Linked DNA regions of Homo sapiens: regions 2, 3, 4 and 5 are each linked to region 1. The links are chromatin contacts, found by Hi-C or POLR2A ChIA-PET in ENCODE. All regions are on one chromosome and are shown on one strand. The core of a region is the stretch at or near the end of the contact, and the rest is flanking DNA. Distances in the headings are between cores, read along the strand shown.

The links. A loop is a pair of places that touch in the nucleus more often than their neighbours do. ChIA-PET counts read pairs that join two places held with the same protein, here RNA polymerase II (POLR2A). Pooled maps may share reads with other maps.
Region 2: a map of naive thymus-derived CD4-positive, alpha-beta T cell shows a loop between it and region 1 (4-fold over the local background). The contact joins the enhancer-like site here to the promoter of MIATNB in region 1. A Hi-C loop is called at or near these places in 1 of 168 maps with a recorded cell type or tissue (naive thymus-derived CD4-positive, alpha-beta T cell), 5 of 37 single-sample maps with no recorded cell type and 10 of 50 pooled maps. POLR2A ChIA-PET finds 5 or more read pairs at or near these places in 1 of 52 experiments (GM10248).
Region 3: a pooled map shows a loop between it and region 1 (8-fold over the local background). The contact joins the enhancer-like site here to the promoter of MIATNB in region 1. A Hi-C loop is called at or near these places in 2 of 37 single-sample maps with no recorded cell type and 11 of 50 pooled maps.
Region 4: a loop to region 1 is called in a map of posterior vena cava, with 4 times the contacts of the local background. The contact joins the enhancer-like site here to the promoter of MIATNB in region 1. A Hi-C loop is called at or near these places in 1 of 168 maps with a recorded cell type or tissue (posterior vena cava) and 2 of 50 pooled maps. POLR2A ChIA-PET finds 5 or more read pairs at or near these places in 1 of 52 experiments (A673).
Region 5: a map of mammary epithelial cell shows a loop between it and region 1 (8-fold over the local background). The contact joins the promoter of CPMER here to the promoter of MIATNB in region 1. A Hi-C loop is called at or near these places in 1 of 168 maps with a recorded cell type or tissue (mammary epithelial cell). POLR2A ChIA-PET finds 5 or more read pairs at or near these places in 1 of 52 experiments (activated T-cell).

Annotation. Positions count from the first base shown.
Region 1 is chr22:26,671,191-26,674,092 of GRCh38, forward strand. MIATNB (MIAT neighbor) reads left to right here and starts at 1,653. Exons shown (of 6, transcript NR_110543.1): 1 at 1,653-1,797. It overlaps MIAT (myocardial infarction associated transcript), which reads left to right. Exons shown (of 5, transcript NR_033320.3): 5 at 1-2,902.
Region 2 is chr22:25,399,580-25,402,481 of GRCh38, forward strand. It overlaps the pseudogene LRP5L. Among named protein-coding and RNA genes, the nearest start is that of MIR6817, 55 kb to the right of the region's middle. RefSeq lists enhancers at 1,068-1,127, 1,288-1,387, 1,498-1,677. Within about 2 kb of position 1,417, at least 23 of the 41 ENCODE cell types and tissues checked have a DNase peak (open chromatin) inside an H3K27ac peak, as active enhancers do.
Region 3 is chr22:27,894,920-27,897,821 of GRCh38, forward strand. PITPNB (phosphatidylinositol transfer protein beta) reads right to left here. Exons shown (of 12, transcript NM_012399.5): 4 at 2,882-2,902; 5 at 2,211-2,218; 6 at 1,633-1,707. Among named protein-coding and RNA genes, the nearest start is that of PITPNB, 23 kb to the right of the region's middle. RefSeq lists an enhancer at 1,008-1,057. Within about 2 kb of position 1,517, at least 2 of the 41 ENCODE cell types and tissues checked have a DNase peak (open chromatin) inside an H3K27ac peak, as active enhancers do.
Region 4 is chr22:27,780,863-27,783,764 of GRCh38, forward strand. All of the region lies in intron 1 of MN1 (MN1 proto-oncogene, transcriptional regulator), which reads right to left. Among named protein-coding and RNA genes, the nearest start is that of MN1, 19 kb to the right of the region's middle. Within about 2 kb of position 1,414, at least 6 of the 41 ENCODE cell types and tissues checked have a DNase peak (open chromatin) inside an H3K27ac peak, as active enhancers do.
Region 5 is chr22:27,713,575-27,716,476 of GRCh38, forward strand. CPMER (cytoplasmic mesoderm regulator) reads right to left here and starts at 1,396. Exons shown (of 5, transcript NR_186699.1): 1 at 1,307-1,396.

The DNA of each region.
Region 1 (2,902 bases), core at 403-2,902:
GGAGCTGAAATATTTGCAGGGGGTGCTCTGAGACCCACAGCCAATAAATAGGGAAGCAACATGCTTTTGGGCAGGGTCCATGTGGTTAGGGTTGATTTTGATGGGGCTGGGGGGCTTAGAGTTAGACCCCCTGCCCTGGTCAGGCCCCACTCCCTGGCTGGTGGGGGCGGGAGGCCTCTGAAGCTGCAGCTGGAGGGGCCGGGGCAGTGTTGCATGGTGTGATTAACCTACTAACCCAGGGCTCAGCCGGGACGCTGTGGCGTGTGACGAGGTGCCTGGCCTTCTGCCAACCAACTAACCCACTAACCAGGCCCGAGCATGCCCTACTAACCACCCCCCCGCAGCCAGATCCTACTAACTGTGCAGCTCATGGGCCTTTCAAGGGGCTGGGATATGGGGGCAGCCAAGGCTCCAGAAGGCTCTGCCTATGGGCTGGGATCTTTGTGCAGACCCACGTTCCAGGACAGAGAATGCAAATAAGACTCACCAACTCTGCCACTTCCTGTTGAGTGAGTTTGAGTAAGTCACCTCACTTCTCTCAACCTCAGTTTCCTCAGTGGTAGAATGCGAGTTCTGATACCTTACAGGTTGCAGTGAGGATTCCCGTCAATATAAGGGTCTCAGCACATGGCAGACACCTAAAAAAAAAAAAAGTATGAGGATGGAGGAAGGCCCCTCAAACCTGGTTGAACACGTCTGCTGCCTAGGCCCTGGCCTCTCTGGGTGTTCTGCACACAGATCCTTCTGCCTGGGGCAAGACACTTGGCTTTGAATCCATGTCACTTCCCCACATTCTTCCTCCGTCTCAGCTTTCTTTTCTGTAGGCAGCTCTTTTGTTCGATTACTAACCCGTCTAACCCCTGGGGTGCCTCAACTGCACCCCGATCATCCCTTAACAAACTAACGGACCTGCGTGCGTTCTTCCTTTTCTCTTAGCGACTCCTGTGTGTGTCTGCTGAGGTGCCCTGTCCGCTGGTGCTGTGCTCTGACTTACTAACCCAGCCCCTACTAACCCTGTTTTCTCTTCTTACTAACCCCAGCCCTGCCGAGCTCTGGGCTCCCCCCGGGGGCTGGTCCCCCTCCTTTTGGCAAGCAGATGACCTGGGGCTACTGGCCCTGTAGACAGATGTCCCACTTTGCTGCCCCATATTGGCTGTAAGATCAGAGTCCACTGGGCCAGGTCTAAGGCAGGGGATGGCCCTATTAACAAGACTCAGAGGAGGAAGAGGTGGTCCTGTGGATGTGGGAGGCTGGACTCTGAGTATGACATCTCTCCTATGTGCAGAAGTCTGGTTGCCACTGGGAGTAGGTGGGACCAGGGAAATCTCTGGGACGTGAGTGTGGAGGCCTGTTGGTCTAGACTCTAGACTGTGGAGCTCTGAGCTTTTGTGTCCTCTGGAAGGAAGCTGGGGAAGAATCCTCTCCATTGTTAAGTGACGGGGATAGAAGCTGTCCTGCACAGGAAGTCACGAGGGGGGCGTATCCCACGAGGAAGGCAGGAGGGGGCGTGCCCCTCACCGGAAATTAGCAGAGGGGCGTGTCCCACACCGGAAGTCAGAAAGCGGAGCCTTTCTTACACCGGAAGTCAATGAAGCGGGTCTTTCCTACGCTAAAAACCACTGAGTGGAGTATTTAGTACACAGGAAGTCGGCCAGAGAAACATTTCTCATATTTGAAGGCCGGAAAGAGGGACATTTCTGACACCGGAAGTCAGTGAGAGGACTCTTTCCCACACAGGAAGTCAGCTAGAGAGCCGTCTCCCCTCTCTGGAGCCGAGAGAGGCCGGTTTCCCCCACCGTAAGTAGACGTGGGGCCGTGACCGGAAGTCCTTGGGAAAGATCCGTCCCATTCCCGGAAGCTAGAGGGCGTTAGTTGTCGGGTTGAAAAGGGGTGTGGGGAGGGGAAGCAGCTTTACCCCGGGCTCGGAGTTTGCAGGAGAGAGAAGTGGGGAGCAAGAAGTGAACCTCAGGGGCTCACAGGGTTCCCGCAGATGCTCAGGCCGGCCAGGAATGCATCTCTGGCTCTCTGTTCCCACGGACGTCACTGCCTCAGCCAGCCTCCCCCAGAGCCCGCCAGCCGCTAAGCCGGGGCCACACCTGGGGGTGATTTCATGCCTCACCTCCAGTAGGCACCTTGGTTTCTTTGGGCTAATCTCTGGCTCCCTTGCGCTAACTCTTGCTCTCACCCAGCTAATCCCTGCCTCACCCTGACTGCCCCAGGGGCTGACCACTAACAACCAACCTGGCCCTGTCTGGGGGTTCCAGGCTCCTGGCCTGGCCCTGACCGGTTCTTAATTAACCTTTCCTTCACCTTGACTAACTCCTGCCTTCCTGGTCTGTTCCTTTCAGCAGAAACTAATGGTTTGTGGATTTTTTTCTGACTAACAACAGGTCTAACATTCCTCGTTACTGTTAACAGCTTGGATGTCGGCATGGCTGGGAAGGGGCTAACACAGCTTTGAACTTGGCTAACACAGGTTTGAACTTGGCTAACACAGGTTTGAACTTGACTAACACAGGGAAAAGCATAGCTAACAATTTTGGGCGTGGTGGCTGCTCTGAGTCAGAACAATCAGAAGTCGGTAAAGATGGTAGTTTTCTAAAGGAGGTGCCAGGGCTCTGGTGTGGACCAGGCCTGATGGAGCAGTGGTACCCACCAAGGTGGGGTCAGAAGTATAGCCAGTCTTGCAAGGTTTTGGCCATTGGGCATATCTTCACTCCTCATAGTCTGCATTTGGTTTCAGTTCTTAAAAAAATATAGCCTTATAGCTACAGTAGTTTGCACAAGTAGATGCAGCTCTTATAAACCTTAAAATACCTGTCTGGTGTCTACAGAGCATATGCCATTTTGTATAGAGTCACCCTTCCCCAGGCCAGGGCCTAGAGTCTTCATTTTGGGGACT
Region 2 (2,902 bases), core at 167-2,666, 1.3 Mb before region 1:
TGAAACCTCGTCTCTACTAAAAAAACAAATACAAAAAATTAGCCAAGCTTGGTGGCGGGTGCCTGTAGTCCCAGCTACTCAGGAGGCTGAGGCAGAGGAACGGTGTGAACTCAGGAGGTGGAGCTTGCAGTGAGCTGAGATCGCACCACTGCACTCTAGCCTGGGCAACAGAGCCAGACTCCGTCTCAAAAAAAAAAAAAGAAAATACCCAGAAAGCACAATCTCCCCACCCGCAAGACAACCTCCCAGGGGGTCCACGGCAGGAGATCCCAAGCACGAGGGACAGAGAACAGTGACCCTGTGAAGGATCCTCCAGCCCATCAGGCTCAATCAGAATATGAGGCTCCTGCCACTGTGAGAGCAAGAGGCACAGTTGCGCAGCAGCCACAGGCTCTGGCACACCATGAGCCAGGCCAGCAAAGCGTCAACTGCCCCCTACAAGGCGACAGGCAAACCATGACAAACTGGAAACCAGAGACTGGACCTGGAGCACAGGGACCACTACAAGGGCCTTGGAAATGGGCAGGGACCATGGATGGCCACCCGCATGTGTAAGAGCGGCCCGTCTGCACATGTCTCTGCATGGCTTAGGGGCACAAGTCCCCCCCAACTCCCAACCCAGGAAGGCAGCCCCCATTTAACCAGGTGGGGCAAGAAGGGATAGGGCCAGCATCCGGCTCTGCTTTTTTTTTTTTTTTTTTTGGAGACGGAGTCTCACTCTGTCCCCGAGTCTGGAGTGCAGTGGCCCAATCTCGGCTCACTGCAAGCTCCGCCTCCCGGGTTCACACCATTCTCCTGCCTCAACCTCCCGAGTAGTTGGGACTACAGGTGCCTGCCTCCACGCCCGGCTAGTTTTTTGTATTTTTAGTAGAGATGGGGTTTCACCGTGTTAGCCAGGAAGGTCTCGATCTCCTGACCTTGTGATCTGCCTGCCTCGGCCTCCCAAAGTGCTGGGATTACAGGCGTGAACCACCGTGCCCGGCTGGGCTCTGCTCTTAACGCAGGGCTCTAGGCCCCCTCGGGGGCAACCAGCACAGAGCTCAGACCACAAATACCTTCACCCACCTCCTGGTCCCCATCTGGACAAGGGTGCTGGGGACTGGCTCTCAGTCACACCCTCAGGGTACTCTTCAAAGGACAGCTGGGGCCCCAGGGCATGAGCTTTTGGCCCCCAGCTCCCTTACCCCAGACAACAGCTCTTGGGACCCCACCAGCACCGGCAAGGTGGACACCATCGTCCCAATTTTGCAGATGAGGAAACTCAGGCTGAGGGCCGGCACACAGCTCTCCAGAGCTGAAGAGAATGCAGAGAGCAGCTGGAGCCAGCCAGTGGGTCCCTGGCGCCAGCTCGTAGCAAGCCACAGCCGCCTCCGCCCTTCATGCTTGGGTTGCGCTGCCCCAGGACAGCCTTCCAGGGTGGCCTGGCATGGAGCCCAGACCCTGCTGCTTCCTGAACAAATAAGTGAACGAGGCCACCAAGCCAAGGGGCTGGATGCAGCCCCAGCTCCTGCCAGGGCCTCCCCAACAGACTCCCTGTTTGGAGAGCGCATTGTCTCCAAGGCCTCAAACCACAAATGTCCGGCTGTCTCACAGCTTCTGTAACCTGAACTTGGCCCTCACCCTGCCCTCCCAGGGCTCCTCTCAGGGCCCAGGCCCCTCCTCTCAGAGGCCAACACTGACTACCCAGCTCATTCTCATCACCTGGCTCATTCCTGAACCTCACTCAGCAGGAGAGTCTCAGGCCAGATCCTCCCACCAGCCACCTCCACCAGGACGCATGAGCCCTGTTCATGCTGGCTGGGAGACACAACCAACCAATATCAATCCAATCAGTGGATGAACTGACAAATATAATGTGGTCCCTCCACACAATGGAATATTATTCAGCCACAAAAAGGGTTGAAATAGGACGGGCATGGTGGCTCACGCCTGTAATCCCAGCACTTTGGGAGGCCGAGGCTGCCAGCTCACTTGACGTCAGGAGTTCAAGACCAGCCTTGCCAACATGGTGAAACCCCGTCTCTACTAAAAATACAAAAATTTGCTGGGTGTGGTGGCGAGCACCCATTAGTAATCCAAGCTATTTGGGAGGCAGAGGCAGGAGAATCACTTAAATCCAGGAGGCAGAAGTTGCAGTGAGCCGAGATTGTGCCACTGCACTCCAGCCTGGGCAACAGAGCAAGACTCCATCTCAAAAAAAAAAAAAAAAAAAAGGCTGAAACACCCATACCTGGGACTACTTGGATGACCCCTGAAAACATTACAGTAACCAAGGAAGTCAGCCACAAAAAACAACGATGTATTGTATGATTCCCTTCATACAAAATGCACAGAACAGGCAGAGCCATAGAGGCAGAAAGCAGACTGGTGCTCATCAGGGGGTCGGGGGAGAGGGAACGAGAAGTCACTGTGCAATGGGTATGGGTTTTACTTTGGGGTGATGGAAATCTCTTCTAACTTCATAGAAGTGATGGTTGTAAGCACTGTGGATGTACTAAATGCCTGCCTTGTATACTTTAATTTTATATCATGTAAGTTTCACCTCAATTAAAAAAAAAAGATCAACTTGACACTTTTCACCTAGGAAAGGTCTGGCTTCAGCTTTCATTTCCTATCAGTCCTGCCTAAAGCCTTCCAGTAGCTTCCACTGCCTTCTGGATCACAGTGAGACTCCACAGCATGATCTGGCCTCTAAGGACCTCTCACAGGACGCCCCGAGGGTGAAGGAGCACCCCTGGGCCCATCTCTGCATAGCTGCACAGCTTGTTTCCCTTCCTCCCCTCTACACGGGAAGCCCTGCCTACAGCGGAGGGGCCTTATTTGCCATTCTATCACATTCAACCCCAGCACTTCACACAGTAGCAGACACCAAAGCGAAACAGCAACAGCATTACACTGGGCC
Region 3 (2,902 bases), core at 267-2,766, 1.2 Mb after region 1:
AACTAAATATACGAGACCTATGCTTAATCCAAATGATACACAACAAAGTACTTGTAACCTTTGTAACCAACAAAGTCCTATACAAACATAAGGTGACATTACAAGTAGAATTCAAATGATGCACTGTATGGTCTAAAATCTCTCCAAAATTTGATTATCCTAAAGCTATTCAGTTTCAGTATGATGCCAACTCCTCTCTACTGCATGTTGATCAATCATTTATTTCTGAAATGCCATCTGTGAACTAATTAGGAATTGTTTGAAAACTGCCAAAGATATGCCCATTTAAAAGCTGAAAATATCAGATTAAGTCATACAGATTAATGCACACCAAATAATCTTATCTAGATTATAAATTATAGAGGATTACTAAGAAAAACAACATAAAGGCTGGGTGCAGTGGCTCACACCTGTAATCCTAGCACTTTGGGAGGCTGAGGCAGGCAGATTACCTGAGGTCAGGAGTTCAAGACCAGCCTGGCCAACATGGTGAAACTCCATCTCTACTGAAAATACAAAAGTTAGCCAGGCATGGTGGTGCATGCCTGCAGTCCCAGCTACTTGGGAGGCTGAGGCAGGAGAATTGCTTGAACCCAGGAGGCAGAGGTTGCACTGAGCAGACAGCACGTGATTGCACCCCAGCCTGGGCAACAAAGTAAGACTCTGTCTCAAAAAAAAAAACAAAAAGAAAAACAACATAAAATGTCAAATGATCACTTGAAAGAAAACTCAAGTAAAATACTACATATTAAAATTCAAAGTTCTATTAACTGGCATCAATAACGTAAGAGCACCGTAATAGAACAGTAAAAACAGAATTTGCCACAATCATTAACCTACTCTCCTGGAATGAATGTGCATCAGAAAACAGAAACTGCTGAGTCCCACCCCTAGAGATTCTGGTTCGGTAGTTCTTGGGTGAGGTCAGAGTATTTGCATTTCAAACAAGTCCTCAGATACTGTGCTGCTGCTGGCCCATCCAAAGACCACACTTTTGAGAACTCCTAGACCAAGGGCATCAACCTATACAACAGGACTTCCCAAGTTCCACGACAAACCTTACCAAAAGTTAATGATTACATTTTTTTAAGTCCTAACTCAAAGATGTTCTTGAATCTTAAAGAGATAAATGTGAACCAACTTATATAAGTCAACAGCTTTTCAACATTTTTGTAAGTTATTCAAGTACTTTATCCCTCCTGCCTTTTGGCCATTTCTCTAACATGAGCCCATACCCTTGCAAAGCAGACAAGAGGTAAAAATTAAAGCAATCAATCCTGCTATGCAGAGCAGCTCTGACAAACACTCAGATATAAAAGCAATCTAATTAGCAAAACTAATGGCTAAAATTGGGCTGGGGATTATCTGTGAATTTTGTTTATTCATGCTCTCCTTGTCTCGGATAAAGAGAGTTGCTGATCAAAACAGCAACTTTACCAAAGTGTCAAGGCAAGCGGACTGATAGGGAAAGCCTATTTGGTTTCTGGCTGCTTGCCCGCCTCATCTCAATTTGACACAGCTTGGTGCGGTCAGATACACAGGTGACATTACTTTGATGATGACAAAGTGAACTACATATAGAATTCTCGTTTCCAGGGACTTTTGTACTAAAAGTGCAGAGTTGAAACTTACATTTTCTAATGTTCCCAAGTCTGGTTTGTGCCATGTTTCGATTTTAATGAAGAAATCATCTTTCATATATTCATTCTGCAGAAAACACAACAGGAAAATGACAGTGATCTTCTACCTGTTCCTTGGTGCCCACGTCTGAGGGAGCTTTTCCCAGTATAGGCATCCATGCTTTGACTCTACAAGGAGACTGATACTCAAGTGACAAAGAATCATTGGCTACCGATTTTTATAGACTTGTCAGGCAAACCAAATGCTACATGCTTTTAAATAATTTAAACAATTCTACTTGCCACGTGGCATATCGGGCTAATAAAGAAGCTGTGAGGTCTGATAAACAAATATGGCGTTTGAAGGGAGTAACAAAAGCAAAATAAAATCAATAGGGAGATTTTGAGACAAGGGTGGAAAGGGCCCATGAACACTGGGAACATGTGGTAGAGTGTGGCGGCTGGTTGGTGGGACACAGGAAGGAACCATGCAGCGAGGTGCAGTTAGCAAAGAATGGTTGAAAATAATTACTGTGTAAAACAAAGTTTAAAGATAAAGAAAGTATGAGACACAAAAATAGTTTTACTCACCGTTACAACTGAGGCATAATGGAGAGGTAGGTAATGAAAGGAGAAAAATTTCAGAATATTAATTGGAGTCAAAACAATCTGTCCCAATACTTAATGTCACAAAGACTAAACTATCTGAAAACAGAACATTTATTTAGTAATTTATGTCTGCAAAACAGTTTCCACACAAGTGACACTATACAGTACATTAGATTATGGAGTACAAATAAAATATGAACAATAATCTAATTTTAAAAATAATGCTAAAAAGAATAATAATGTCACAAAAGCAAAACATTATTTATAAGGTCAATTTAGCAAATGATAGGATGCTGTTTCAGAAGTCTGTCCTATTCCTCCTCTATTATGTAGCAATTTAAGTAAAATACTGTTGAAACACACCAAAACACCCTTCTGAGTGTAAACGACCTTTCTTTTGGCTTACCCCTGGAGCCAGCATAGTCAGCTAGGACCCCAAAGTGGCTGCCATGTGGGAATGAACTTATGCCTGTCACAAAGTTCTAGGGGGAGGAACCCAATGCAGCCCTTCCTCTGCCATCATTCTAGCAGTGACTATCCAAGAACCCAAGGAAGACCTTGCTCAGTGTAAACCTTCTCAAAGACACTGGTACTGGGAATCCCTCTCATTCTCAGGGTGGAGGGGTGCAATGGCTGCTGGGGGCCAAGCTTACTTGTTCTACAGTAGGGGTACG
Region 4 (2,902 bases), core at 164-2,663, 1.1 Mb after region 1:
GAGTGTTTGTTGAATGAATAAATATGCCAGCCCTCTTGAATATAGACTATACTGCCTAGAAAGTTTTGAGTATTTTTTTTTTCTTTGAGACAAGGTCTCACTTTGTTGCCCAGGCAGGAGTGCAGTGGCGTGATCACAACTGACTGCAGCCTCAACCTCCCAAGCTCAGATGATCCTCCCACCTCAGCCTCCCAGGTAGCTGGGACTACAGGTGTGCGCCACCATGGCCAGCTAATTTTTTGTGTTTTTTGTAGAGACAGGGTCTCACTTGTTGCCCAGGCTGGTCTCGAACTCCTGGGCTCAAGTGATCCAGCAGCCTTGGCCTCCCAAAGTGCTGGGATTACAAGCATGAGCTACCATGCCCAGCCCTGAGTATTATTTTGAACCTAACCTCAATCACTCACTGTAGTTCAGAGTTTCTCAATCTTAGCGCTATTCACATTTGGGCCTGGAAAGGAGAGTAGTGAGGCCTGTCCTGTGCATTGTAGGACATTGAACAGCATCCCTGGCCTCCACCCATCAGGGACCCATAGCATTCTTCCTCCCTGCAGCCACGACAACCAAAGATCTCTCTAGACATTGCCAAGTATGCCCTGGGGGGGGCAATATTGCCCCAGGGTGAAGAGCATTCCCACTACCCTGTGGGAAGGGTGTTACTCTTCCCAGTTTGTAGCCAGGGACACTGAGGCCCAGAGAGGAACTGGACATGTCCAAGAGTCCCACATGGGAACAGAATAGCTACCTTCTGGCTGACACCAAAGCCCATGCTCTCACCAACCTGTCCAGATGCTCAGGCCCCACAGCAACCCTCTGAGAGGGTCCCAAGAATTATACCTATGTAACAGGTGAGGAAACTGAGGCTCAGAGAGGTGAATCACCTGCCCAGAGTCACACAGCACACGAGTGGCAGAGCCAGGATTCGATCCCAGGCTTGTCTGCCTCCTAAACCCTCCCACTATCTCCTGGGGCAGGGACGCTCATTCACTCTCAAGCTCTCTCTCTCTCTCTCTCTTGCTCTTGCTATCTCTGTTCAGCCCGAGCCTGCCAGGTTCCTGAGGCCCCACCTGAGTTGCCAGACGCAGGGGTTTAATTTTTCTATTGCTGGCTCCCAGACTGTTTATGGTTGACTCGGGCTCCTGGCAAAATGATCAGGGGCCGCGGACCAGCTCATCTCATGGATTCCCTCCACAAGAAGGCTGACCATTACTCACACATATCAGGGAACTATTCCTTGGGGGGCACAGGGAGAGCTGTCGGGTGGTAAAAAATACCTTGGCGCTACCATCCCACTGCTAGGAACACGTGCCCGATGGTGGCAGGCTGTGACCAGACCACAGGGTCTGAATGCCCCGAACAAGGAGAAGGTCTGCACATATAATCCTCCCCTCCCTTCCCCGGCCCCACACCGGCCCAATAGTGAGGCCTGAAATTGCTGACGCAGGGGCAGTGGGTCCCAGCCCGGCCCCGCCCTATGACATTGTGACATTTACTGAGCAAGTCCCCAGTGCCAGGCCCGGGGCTAAGTGCCTGAAGTACAGCCTGGCATCGTTTCCCCTCCAGCCGGCACCACTTGCAAGCCAATCTGTGCCTTTCATTTCTTCATCCCTAAGATGGGACAAACAATAGCGACAATGCCACCATGCACTTCCTAGGTTCACTGATGCCCTATATACGAACCACCTGGTATATAGTCAGTGCTCAGTAAAATCTGGTGCTGGCATATAGTACTTTCTCTGTGTTAAGCAGGCTTCTGAGTATCAACTCATATATATATTAACTTGCTGAATCCTTCTAGCCCCATGAGGCGGGAACTATTATTATTCTCTTTCACCGATGAGGAAATGAAGGAACAGAAAGATTAAGTAACCTGCCCAAGGACACACAGCCAGGAACTGGAATTGCTGGGGTTTGAACCCAGGTAGTCTGGCTTCAAAGCCTGTGCCCTTAGTCACATAATTATAATGCTAGCTAAAACATACTATTTGGTCCTCACAATATTTCTGTGAGGTACACACTTTTTTTTTCCTCTTGTCAATTTTATCTATGAGGAAAGAAAGCTGGGAGCAGTGAAGTGGCTTGTCTGAGATCACCCAGCTCGGAAGAATCAAAACGCCAGGGCTGAAACCCACAGCAACCATCTGACAGGCTATGGTGCTACTGCGGCTTCCCCAAGGTCAAGAATTCTCTCCTGCACGATGTCCACCTCCACAAGAGGAAGGGAACAAGGGTTGCCATCACCAACCACCAACCAGGGGATGTACGTCGTGCTGCTTTTTTTTTTTTTTTTCTTGAGACAGAGTCTTGCTCTGTTGCCCAGGCTGGAGTGCAGTGGTGTGATCTTGGCTCACTGCAACCTCCACCTCCAGAGTTCAAGCAATTCTCCTGCCTCAGCCTCCTGAGTAGCTGGGATTACAGACACCCACCACACCCCACTCATTTTTGTATTTTTAGTAGAGATGGGATTTTACCATGTTGGCCATGCTGGTCTCGAACTCCTGACCTCAGGTGATCCACTTGCCTCAGCTTCCCAAAGTGCTGGGATTACAGGCCTGAGACACCGTGCCCGGCCCTGTCATGGTGCTTTTTAAAAAGGCTTGGAAACCTCTAGTTTAAGACCCAGTTCTGGTCTGCACGAGGCTTAGCCAGATAAAATCAAATCCTAGCTCTCAGGTGAGGGCATTAAGGGGCAGGAAGGGAAGCCCAAGGCCAAAGGTCAACTATAGTCCTGTCCTGGCTCTGCGCCTGTGCTGTGTGACCTTGGCCAAGTTGCCTGCCCTCTCTGGGCTTTCGTTATCTCAACTGGAAAATGTTGTAGGGGAGGGGCACAAAAAACAGGAGAAGGTCTTTCCCATTCTAGAATTCTACCTAAACTTTCACATCAGTGCCATATTGATAGTGAAAA
Region 5 (2,902 bases), core at 146-2,645, 1.0 Mb after region 1:
GCAACGAGAAATCCTGTGTGAAGGGGTGGAGAGAAATTCCTGGGAGGAGCAAAGGAGCAACATGCCTCCAGAATACACAGGGAAGAGGGGAGGCTCCAAGCGCAGCAGGGACCTTACAGATCATGCTAAAGAGCTCAGGCTTTGGAGTGGAGCATGGGGGAGCTATGGGAGGGCTTTGAGCAAGGGAGTGGCCTGATTTAGATTTGGGCTTAAGAAAAACCTCTCTAGCCACTATCAGATAGCTTAGAAGGAGAAATCCCGGAGGATGTTAGCATCAATCAGGTGAGTGATACTGGGGGCTGAGACTGATGCCAGAGATTTCAGAAGCAAAATCAAAAAGCTTGGCAGCTTTTGGAGTCAGATGGAAGGCAGCGTGGAGAAGGGGGCCCAGGGAAAGAAATAGGAAGCTCAAGTTCAAGGCCTGGCCTTCTGGGGCTGGGGTGCAGTTTCCTCTTCGGAAAATGGGACTTCATAATGTCTGCCCTGCTAAACTCAGAGAGTTGGCATGAAAAGCAAGTGATAGGATGACTGGGAAAATGCCTTGAATTGTATACAGCAGGGTCGGCAAAGGTTCCCTGTAAAGAGCCAGACAGTAACTACTTTAGGCTTTGTGAGCCATAAGTTCTCTGTCCCTCCTACCACTCAACTCTGCACCACAGACCATACATAAACACGTGGGTGTGGCCGTATTCCAATCAAACTTTATTAGCCCGGGGGTTGTGGTTTGCCAACCCGATTTAAGGCGATATGCAAATACCACCACTTTCTTCTGAGCACTCCTGATATCTCTTCTCTCTTGGCCCTGATTTCTTCCTATTTGTTCTGTCTCCAAAGATCACAGCCCAGAGAAAAAGAAAGTACACTTGGCCCTCCATATATGTGGGTTCCACATCCATGGACTCAACAAACCAGAGTGAAAATATTTGGAAAAAATAAAATGGATGGTTGTGCCTGTACTGAACATGACTTTTTTCCTTGTCATTATTCCCTAAACAATACAGTATAACAACTCTTCACATAGCATTTACATTGTATTGGTATTATAACTAGTTTAGAAATGATTTAAAGTATGTGGGAGGATATGCGTAGGTTATATGCAGATAATACTCCCTTTGTATATAAAGGACTTGAGCATCTGTGGATTTTCATACCCATGTGGTATCCTGGCACAAATTCCCCCTGGATGCTGAGGGATGACTCTACTTCTCCCTAGGTACTCATTGTATAAATGAGGAAACTAGATGAGAGTGAGAAGACCTACACTTAGTAGGTGGTTTTTAACTACTTATTGGTTGAATGAATGTACCTTAGGAGATCCAATCCATGAATAGCATTCATGCCCCAAATGGCCAATCTTATATTCGTGGCAGACATCACAAATCAATCCCAGCATGCTTCTCCGTGGAGCATTGATTCGGCTTCTAAATTCTCAAGTCAACGTTCCAAGTAGTCACCTTCTATTGAGATCAGCACATAAGAAGAAATGCAAACTAGTTCAACCCTTCTATTTTGTAGATGAGGAAATGGAGGCAAAATAAGGTGTCATGGGGGGTCTGGGTGGACCAGCTGGTGCCCTCTGGCTGCCTGTTTCATCCAGCCTGTCCAGAAGCTCCAGAGAAGCCCTCGTCCAGCTGGGAAGGCAGGGGGTGCCAGAGAGAAGCACAGCTGGACAGCTGGCATGGGCTCATCCCAGCGCCTCCCTGCCCAGCCACACTGCGATCGGCTCTGGCGGTGTCCCTTCTGTCCCCCACCCGCCTGCTCCCCACAGCTGCTCTTTTGAAAGCCCTGCATGGGAAGCTGTTGATGCGTCTCTCTGTTCCCTTTTCAGACCATTGTCCCCTCGCTGGCGCCAGCCGTGTTCTTCTCTTGGCTGCTTAATTAACAGTATTATTAAAGCCTAGAGGAAAGAGTCACCCAGATCCTCCCTCAAAGCCACTCATGCTTGGGAAGAGGAGCTGCAGGCAGACAGGAAGCAGGGGCTGGTGCCAGGAGATGCCCCCTCCCCGCCTCCAGGGCCCTTCACTTGCCAATGCCCAGTCGAACCACTTTTCCCCACCTTCCTGGGGCAGCCATTGAGGGCCTGGGAGGGAAGAGGCAGGGAGGAGGTGACTTGCAGCAAGCTTGTCTGGAAATACCCAGATCTGGTTGATAAACCCTGCTCTCAGCAATGGGTGCCAGTCTTCGGGGAGAGGAGCTAGTCCCCCAGCCCTGGGATCAGCTCAGAACTCAACAGTCACATCCTCACTACCTCCATGCAGAGAAGAAGCAGAAGCAGTAGCGGGAAAACATGTCCAGTAGCTGTGTGACCTTGGGCCAAACCATCGCTGTCTCTGTGCTCAATTTCTCCTGTGTAAAAAGTGCTTCTAATGCACCTAGTCCGGTGCTAAGCACTTCATGTGCATTATCTTACCTATTCCTTGTTCCAGTAATCTACTGCTGTATTACAGATTACCCCAAAACATGGTGCCTTAAAGCAACAACAATCATAATCTGTAATTTATGCAGGGTGCAGCGGGATAGCTCATCTCAGCTCCACATGGCATCAGCTGAGACAACTTAACTGTGGGGCAGAGAACCCACCTCCAAAATAGCTCACTCACATGATTGGCAAATTGGTTTTAGCTGTTAGCTGGGAGCTCAGCAGGAGCTATCCACTGGGGGCATGGGGGTGGGTCTCCATTCCTCTCCATGGGCTTCTTGGGCTTCCTCACAACATGGCAGCCAGGTTCTGGGAAGGAGTAACTTAGGAGAACCAGGCACAAGTGCATGGCATTGTCATGACCTAACCTCAGAAGTCATAGCATCACCTCCATGCTACTCTGCTGATTGAGGCAATTCAAATGCCCACCCAAGTTCAAGGAGAGGGAACTTCCACTCAACTTCTTGATGAGAAAATGGTGAG